2 separate regions of the Homo sapiens genome follow, and region 1 is linked to region 2. A link is a contact called in ENCODE Hi-C or POLR2A ChIA-PET data. All regions are on one chromosome and are shown on one strand. The core of a region is the stretch at or near the end of the contact, and the rest is flanking DNA. Distances in the headings are between cores, read along the strand shown. Region 1 has its middle 15 kb from the start of MIR4293. Region 2 overlaps FAM107B (family with sequence similarity 107 member B).

What was found. A loop is a pair of places that touch in the nucleus more often than their neighbours do. ChIA-PET counts read pairs that join two places held with the same protein, here RNA polymerase II (POLR2A). Pooled maps may share reads with other maps.
Region 1: a loop to region 2 is called in a map with no recorded cell type, with 5 times the contacts of the local background. The contact joins two enhancer-like sites. A Hi-C loop is called at or near these places in 12 of 37 single-sample maps with no recorded cell type and 13 of 50 pooled maps. POLR2A ChIA-PET finds 5 or more read pairs at or near these places in 1 of 52 experiments (GM10248).

The regions. Positions count from the first base shown.
Region 1 is chr10:14,395,810-14,400,227 of GRCh38, reverse strand. No RefSeq gene overlaps it. Among named protein-coding and RNA genes, the nearest start is that of MIR4293, 15 kb to the right of the region's middle. Within about 2 kb of position 3,032, at least 5 of the 41 ENCODE cell types and tissues checked have a DNase peak (open chromatin) inside an H3K27ac peak, as active enhancers do.
Region 2 is chr10:14,646,178-14,650,794 of GRCh38, reverse strand. The region is part of intron 2 of FAM107B (family with sequence similarity 107 member B); the gene reads left to right. Among named protein-coding and RNA genes, the nearest start is that of FAM107B, 130 kb to the left of the region's middle. RefSeq lists enhancers at 1,603-2,103, 931-2,130, 2,634-2,803. Within about 2 kb of position 2,579, at least 28 of the 41 ENCODE cell types and tissues checked have a DNase peak (open chromatin) inside an H3K27ac peak, as active enhancers do.

The DNA.
Region 1 (4,418 bases), core at 1,783-4,282, 250 kb after region 2:
TGGACAGGAGGAACTAGGTGCAAGAGAATTGGGTGCAAGACTGCAGAGAAGCTCAGATGATCAGCCATGGAGTTGAGGCTGGTGAGAAAGGAGGAGGGACCAGGAGATGCTGATGGACTGAAGAGAGGAACATAGCAATTGATTAGATTGTGAAATGTAAGAGAGTGCCTCCAATTATAGATGCTAATAGTTATTAATAATAACTTTAATTTTCTCATTTCAACCAAGACAATTTCATGTTTAGCTAAGTGAAGATGTTGTGGGTGAAGAGATGTTGCTCCTAGGAAATTTAATGGAATTTAAAAAATGCATGAATCTCAATGATTACTGATGACTCATAAAACCTTTTCTTGGAGCTCAATGGACTAATTCAAAGTCGCACTAGATAATTAGTGGCAAGGCAGAGACTGGAATGAGGGCAATGGTAATATCAACCACCCGACCGATAGATATGATCCATGTTTAGCCTTACCAAACCTGATGACTGTCTTTTCTCAATGCACTTTGTCACTCAACCCTTCCTTTCCTTTCCACCACCTCCACCTTAGCTCACAACCTCATCACCTTGTGCTAGATTTAAGGAGGGAATGTCCAGGTGCTAGCCACACTTCTAGTCCTTTCTCTACCCTAATTTTGTTTCACAGGCCATAGAATCATGGAGTTTCTAGAGAAGAATAATGAGGCTTTCAATGGATTTCAACTTCCTGGGCTCGAGCGATCCTCCCACCTCAGGCTTTCAAGTAGCTAGGACTACAGGCATGTGCTAGCACGCCAACGAAGTTTTGTCCACCTCAGCCTTTCAAGTAGCTAGGACTACAGGCATGTGCTACCACGCCAATGAAGTTTTGTAGAGATGGGATCTCACTATATTGCCCAGGCTGGTCTCAAACTTCTGGGCTTAAGCGATCCTCCTGCCTTGGCCTCCCAAAGTGCTGGAATTATGGACATGAGTCTCCACTCCCAACCTGAAAGTTTCTATGCATTTCTCCCATACAAAACACTTTGTGACTTCCCATTTTCTACACGGTGAAATCTACATTTCTAGCCTCTATTATCTGACTTCTGTTTGATTTCTCACGTTATTCTCCTGCAAGTTGCCTTTTACAACCAGAATGACCCAAACCATTTCTTTCCCCCTCAAAACCACTGTAATCATATTCTTATATACTGGAATTATCTACTTCTTCTTGTCCACTCTACTTAGTCCATATATTCTCAAGCTACAAGTTATGTCCTATATCCTCTTTGAATTCTTCTCCCACCATTTTAGCCTCTCACCAACTTTTTGTTTTCTAGTGACTTTCTTTGGTTTTTATTAACCATACTGTTCATGGAGCATATTTTATTTTTCAATATTTTTACTATTAATTTTGTGGGTACACAGTGTATATATTTCTGGGATACCTGAGATATTTGGATACAGTCATGCAATGCATAATAATCATATCAGGGTGAATGGAGATCCATAGCCTCAGGCATTTATCCTTTGTATTATAAACAATCCAATTATACTCTTTTAGCTATTTAAAAATGAAAAATTGGCCGGACGTGGTGGCTGGTGCCTCTAATCCCAGCACTTTGGGAGGCTGAGGCGGGTGGATCATGAGGTCAGGAGGTCAAGACCATCCCGGCCAACATGGTGAAACCCTGTCTCTACTAAAAATACAAAAAAAATTAGCTGGGCATGGTGGCGGGGACTTGTAGTCCCAGCTACTCGGGAGGCTGAGGTATGAGAATTGCTTGAACCAGGAGGCACAGGTTGCAGTGAGCTGAGATTGCACCACTGCACTCCAGCGTGACAACAGAGTGAGACTCTGTCTCAAAAAAAAAAAAAGTACAATTAAATTCATATTGACTATAGTTACCCTATTGTTCTATCAAATACTAGATATTACTCATTATTTCTAACTATTTATTTGTACCTATTAACCATGCTCCACCTACTATCCCACCACCTCACTAACCTTCCCAGCCTCTGGTAACCATCATTCTCTCTATCTCCATGAGTTCAACTGTTTTAATTTGAAGTTTCCACAAATAAGTACGAACACCCGAAGTATGTCTTTCTGAGACCACGAGGCATATTTTATGTAATACTATGCATTAGTTTTTATTTTTTTGTATTTCTTTTCCTTTTTGCCAGATCTAAAAATTCTTGGAAAAGCCAACGTGATATGGTAGAAAATCCTGAAAAGAGAGTAAGAGAACCTAGGTTGTAAACCTAGTGATACAAGTGATTAACTCTGTGATTTTGAGTAAATCTCAGGGCACCTCAAGTCTCTGTTTATAGACGTAAGACCTGCGCTGGTCTCTTGGGCATGCTAGGTGCTCAATACATCATTGATGCTTTCTTCAGAACCCCCCTTTCCTAATTATGAAATTCTAGACATGCAGAGGCTAGGGGCCACTTTGAATTCCCATGTTCTTAAGGAATGCAATTGCCCTCAAAGATGGTTTGTTTTAAAATTTTAAAAATTAAATATACTCCCTTTGTTTCACCACTGATTTTCTCTTCTTTATAGTACCTGCTTCCGAGTACTAATAAACAGAGCAACCTTGACTTAATGCCTTAGATAGAGAAAAGAAGGTTCAATTGCACACCTTGAGAAAAATGAACCAGAAGGTTTGCTAGAATCCCTGCAGGAGAGGACATTATTTGGTTTGGGAAGGAAATGGACTTCAATTCTCTGGTCTCTTCATTGTTTGACTTTGCAGCTTTTTTTTTTTTTTTTTTTTTCCCCAAACTCCATGGGTCAAGGAAAAAGGAAGGTGAAACCCATGGACAACTGCGACATCAGACACAGCTGGCTGGGCCGCTCCGCCAGCCCCCACTCAGCAGGCGGGATGCAATGTTCAGGGCAAGGGAGGCAGCCAGCCCCTGGCGTGACATTTTCAGCTGTGCAGCTGTGGGCCCTGGCACGTTGCTGCTGGAGCTTGATGGTTGCCTTCCAGCCCCTGAATAGCTTTTGATTAGGATGGGATGCCTAGCAGATGAGTCAGATTTAAACCACGCTGCATGTGGTTAGTAGCAGCCATTTTTTTAATCACTGTCATATTGACGGGGATTACAACTCCCCATGAGATGTCTTAATTTATTTGGCCCCTAACCTTTAAGATGACAATCGCATTTTGTGAGCTTCTGATGCTTTTCTTTTTACAGTCACAATTTCCCCCAGACCCAGGCCTTTAACTCCTTTCCAGAATTAGATGGACCATGGATACCATCAGTTCTGGGCCTGACTGTACTGTAATTAGAGTCCCAGAAATGTTTGGAGCTGACTTTTACACCCTATTCTTCTTATGATACCAGAAGTTGGTGTGCTCTGGATCAGAGAGGGAATTTCAGAGCAGAAACAACTAATAAAACTGTGACCTGGAGTGGTGGGGGAAATGGATACCAGGCATTCAACAGAAAGGCCGTAGAATATGGGGCCTCCTAAAGTGTGATTCCCCTCATGGCCACTAGGTCAATGAGTCCTGAAATTTTGCCAACAGAAAATAATTCTTCTGGCTTAAACGTGTTATTTTATTGGCAAGCAGGTGTTCCTGGAAGGGGTCGCCAATTGGTCTCTTTTCAGACATAAATGCCTAAATGTGCATGAGTTTGTCAGATCACTTCCTGAGGTTAGATTTTGTTGGAGAGCTCAAAAAGTGAAAGAAAGGGCTGCGTACATTCCTGTAATTCCAGCGCTTTGGGAGGCCGAGGAGGGCGGATCACCTGAGGTCAGGAGTTTGAGACCAGCCTGGCCAACACAGTGAAACTCCAACACTACTAAAAATACAAAAATTAGCCAGGCATGATGGCAGGCACCTGTAAATGCAGCTACTTGGGAGGCTGAGAGAGGGAGAATTGCTTGAACCCAGGAAGCGGAGATTGCAGTGAGCCGAGATCATGCCATTGCACTCCAGCCTGCGTGACAGAGCAAGCAAGGCTCAGTCTCAAAAAAAAAAAAAAAAAAAAAAAAAAAAAAGTGAAAGAATAAGGCACTGAACAATTGGTGGGATGAATCAGGAGAGGGGCTGTGGGGCTGTCAGAGATGGGGAGAGTAAAGAAAGGGGGGCTCACTGTACCCATTTTCCTAGGCATGGCACTGTTAAGGAACAGAATGATGGAAAATCTAGACATCGTAGATGATATTAGGTTGGTGCAAAAGTAATTGCAGTTTTTGCCACTAGAAGTAATGGCACCAACCTAATAGTGATAGGAACAAAGTCATGTTTAGAATTCTGCTCTCATAGAGAGACAGGGAACAACCCAGCCTGTACCTTATAGCACAGCAGTGCATTGAGTAAGGTCCAGGGGCATGTTAAACGCATAGCCTAATACATTCGCCCTCTCCCTACTCCTCCCATTCCAACAAAGCATTTCATAGTCCACGGTCCCTTGTCTCAGCTCTCATAACACCATATGAAAATAC
Region 2 (4,617 bases), core at 1,330-3,829:
ATTTAGTGATATAACAAAATAGAAAGAAAGCTAATGATTTAATGCTGTGTAGAAAGAAGTAGGATATAAAAATGTTTACCATAACTGTAAGTACAGAACACAACAACTGATGCATAGTTTTATGGAATGGAGGAACTAAACCAGAATGCTCAATACGTAGCACAATACGTAAGCAATAAGTATTTGTTACTCTTAAATAAGTATCGAGAGGCCGGGCGCGGTGGCTCATGCCTGTAATCCCAGCACTTTGGGAGGCCAGGGTGGGAGGATTACCTCAGGTCGGGAGTTCGAGACCAGCCTGGCCAACATGGTGAAACCCCATCTCTACTTAAAATACAAAAATGAGCCAGGCATGGTGGTGGGTACCTGTAATCCCAGCTACTAGGGAAGCTGAGGTGGGAGAATTGCTTGAAGCTGGGAGGCAGATCATCATGCCACTGCACTCCTGCACTCCAGCCTGGGTGACAGAGCAAGACTCCATCTCAATGGCAAAAGAAAAAAAAAATCAGAGTTAAGAATGAATTCGTTTATTTTCCAAATTTTCTGTAATGAGCTTATATAACCTTCCTAATGAAAAAAAAAAACTGTATGCGAATAAGACTGATTTTACAACCCAAAACAATAATGCAGGTGAAGAGGCTTTCATGCTTTTGCTAGGAAGACCTCAAATGTAGCATTGACAAAAGTGGGGCTTCTGGAAAGCTTCCTCCAGGGAGCACGTCCTTCCTCCTTCTTCCTATCTGGGACATTGACAGGATACTATGGCAGCCACCTCGGACCAGGTGTTGACCCAAGAGATGAAACCATGTGTTAAGGATACTGGAGGAAACGCACAGGACATGCCTGCATCTCTGATGACTGAAGAGCAGCAATACTAACTCTGCACTGAGTGCCCACTGGCCCTTATTATGTGTAATGGTCAAACAATGTGCCAATGAAAAGAGTCAAACTCTATAAAAAATTTGAAGAGATGTATTCCGAGCCAAATATGAGTGACCATGGCCTGTGACACAGCCCCAGGAGATCCTAAGAACATGTGCCCAGGTGGTCAGACTACAGCTTGGTTTTATACACTTTAAGGAAACATAAGACATAAATTAATACAGGTAAGATGTACATTGGTTCAGTCTGGAAAAGGTGGGACAACTCGAAGTGGGGGGTGTCCAGGTCACAGGTGGATTCAAAGATTTTCTGATTGGCAAGTGCTTGAAAGTGTTAAGTGATTATCTAAAGATGTGGAATCAATAGAAGGGAGTGTCTGGGTTAAGATAAGAAGTTGTGGAGACTAAGGTTCTTATTATGTAGATGAAGCCTCCAGATAGCAGGCTTCAGAGAGACTAGATGGTAAATGTTTCTTAACAGACTTTAAAAGGTGCCAGACTCTTAGTTAATTCTCTCCTAGATCAGAAAAAAGACCTGGAAAGGAAAGGGAATTCTCTATAAAACATAGGTTTTCCCCACAAGAGACAGCTTTGCAGTGCCATTTCAAAATGTGTCAAAGAAATGTATTTTGGGATAAAATATCTTGATTTCTTTCAGGTCCTGCTGTCTGTCATGTGGTTATCTTATTGCTACGCAGAGTCTGTTTTGTCAGTCTTATGGTCTCTGTTTTAATGCTAATGTTAGTCAGCAGTGCCTGAATTCCAAAGGGAGCAATATAAACTGAGGCATGTCTGATCATGCATTCCCATCATGGCCTGAACTGGTGTGCTTATTTTAGAATGCCCTTGGCCAAGAGGAGAGGTCCATTCAGCTGGTTGTGGGGCTTAGAATTTTATATTTGGCTTACGAATGAAACCTACCATGTTGTTTATACTGCCATTGTGTTACCATTATTTGTAGACAAACCTCATCCTCGTTTGTGTTTCTAAGACCAGGAAGCTTCTTTAGGGGAATTGTCTCTGTGTCTTTTTTAATCTCTATCATAGCATCCATGCAGTGCACATAGAACCAAGTCCTCGATAAATATTTATGGAATGAAGAACTTGAATTAAACCAACTTGGAGAATGGTGTGGAAAGTACTGGGCTAGATGACGTGGGTTCTGAAGATGAAGAGAACAGTATCTCATTCTCAAAGAACTGATAGTAAAATTACATGTGGGTTGTGGGTGTGTCACTGTTTGCCACCGACGCACCTGGGTGGGGTCAGGCAGAAGGTGCCTGTCCTCTGTGTCTCAATAAAACACAAGATGCCCATTCACTTCTGGTTTTCTCCTGGTATCATTGGCTCTTCGGTGTCTGCTGGAAAAGCTGGGCTTTTCCCAGTGTTACCATGACGTCTGAGCTTTGAGAGCTGTTTCTTTTCCCCTCGGAGCCTGAGAGAGATTATTCCAGTGATATCTGAATAGCTTGAGTTCGCTGGGTATGAACACAGAGGAAGTGGTTCCCTAGCAACAGGCGCCTCTGAAAGCCTCTTAGCACTCAGTACTTCTCCGGGCTTTTTGTTTCCCCTCGTTCATGCTGCCTGTCAGCAAATGGCCAGAGTGATTGCACCTGCTCCAAATTAGGGCTGGTCAGTTCGACCCCAGCAGTTCGGTTTTACTAAGTCAAAGTTCCTCTTTCAGTCAAGCTTCCTTGTGAGGCCTGGGGCCTATTTTGCTCCTGGTTAGACCATAATTACCTCAGATGACACTTCCTTCTTTGTTGTCTAGATTTTGACCAGAAATGGAAAATACCGAAGTGACTGAGATCATTTTAATTGAATTAGTAAAAGAATACTTTTTTTTTTTGGCACGTCTTTTCAAATATGCTAAACCTCTTAAGAAAATGTTTTATATCGCCTTTTTTTTTTTCCGCTAAAAATGGATTCTCACTCCATTTTTTCAGTTTCTCCGCAGAAGACTTAACAAATTCTGCCTTCCTTAACTGTGTCAGCATCTCAATACATATTTGAATATATGAGTTGGTTGGGGCAATATTAGAGGGTGTTTACCGCATTGCCTTGGCATCTGGAGACAGCCCTTACTGAGAGCATTGGTCATTGGTACAGACCATGGCATATAACTCTGAGATGAGTCCAGAATTGTTGACTGCAAATGCCTTGTTTCATTTTCAAACAGCAATCCATATTACTGTTTGAATTAGCAATCTTTTTTTTTTTTTTTTTTTGAGATGGAGTCTAACTTTGTCACCCAGGTTGGAGTGCAATGGCACGATCTTGGCTCCTCTGCAACCTCCGCCTCCCAGGTTCAAGTGATTCCTCCTGCCTCAGCCTCCCGAGTAGCTGGGACTACAGTCACCCACCACCATGCCTGGCTAATTTTTTTGTACTTTTTTTAGTAGAGACGGGGTTTCACCAAGTTGGTCAGGCTGGCTTCAAACTCCTGACCTCAAGTGATCCACCCACCTTGGCCTCCCAAAGTGCTGGGACTACAGGCCTGAGCCACTGCACCCAGACTGAATTAGCAATTTTATAGGAGATGGTTATACGTCTCTGCCTACCAGTTGGTTAGTATCGATTTGTAGCACTGAAAATCTGGCCAAGACTGTGGTGATGAATGACAGCATACAACTAAATTGAGCCTCACAGCTCCCGGAATTCTTCTTGTCTGTACCTTTTAAAATATTTTCTTTCCTTCATTCATTCAACCAACAAATATTTGTAATTATAATTGAGTGTCTGCTATGTGGAAGACTTTCTGTGGGAAAAACGTGAATGGCCCATCTTAGGAAGTTCTCCATTTAAAAGAGGAGAAAATGGAGCCGGGCACAGTGGCTCACACTTGTAATCCCAGCACTTTGGGAGGCCGAGGCAGGCGGATCACGAGGTCAGGAGATCAAGACTATCCTGGCTAACACGGTGAAACCCCGTCTCTACTAAAAATACAAAAAAATTAGCCAGGCCTGGTGGTGGGTGCCTATAGTCCCAGCTACTTGGGAGACTGAGGCAGGAGAATGGCGTGAATCCAGGAGGCGGAGCTTGCAGTGAGCAGAGATTGTGCCACTGCACTCCAGCCTGGGTGACAGAGTGAGACTCCGTCTCAAAAAAAAAAAAAAAAAAAAAAGGAGAAAATGGAAGGTAAATCAGTACAACCTCAATGGAAAACAGTATGGCGAGCTCTCAAGGAACTAAGAGTAGATCTACTATTTGACCCAGCAGTCCCACTGCTGGGTACCCACCCAAAGGAAAAGAAGTCATTATATCAACACCTTGCACTCATATGTGTATTGCAGCACAATTCACAATTGCAAAGACATGCAATCAACCTAAGTGCCCATCAAGCAATGAGTGGATAAAGAAAATGTGGCATTTATATGCTATGGAATACGCCTCAGCTATAAAAAAGAATAAATGTCTTTTGGGCAACTTTGATGGAGCTGGAGGCCATTATCCTAAGTGAAGTAACTCAGGAATGGAAAACCAAATACTGCATGTTCTCACTCCTAAATGGGAGCTAAGCGATGGGCATACAGAGTGGTACAGTGGACACTGGAGACTCAGGAGGAGGGAGGGTGGACGGGGGTGAGGAATGAAAAATTCCCTATTAGGTACAATGTACACTATTTGGGTGACAGGTACACTAAAGGCCCAGACTCCCTCACTATATAATTCATCTATGTCACCAAAAACCGCTTGTACCTCTAAAGCTATTGAAATAAAAAAAACATTTTTTTAA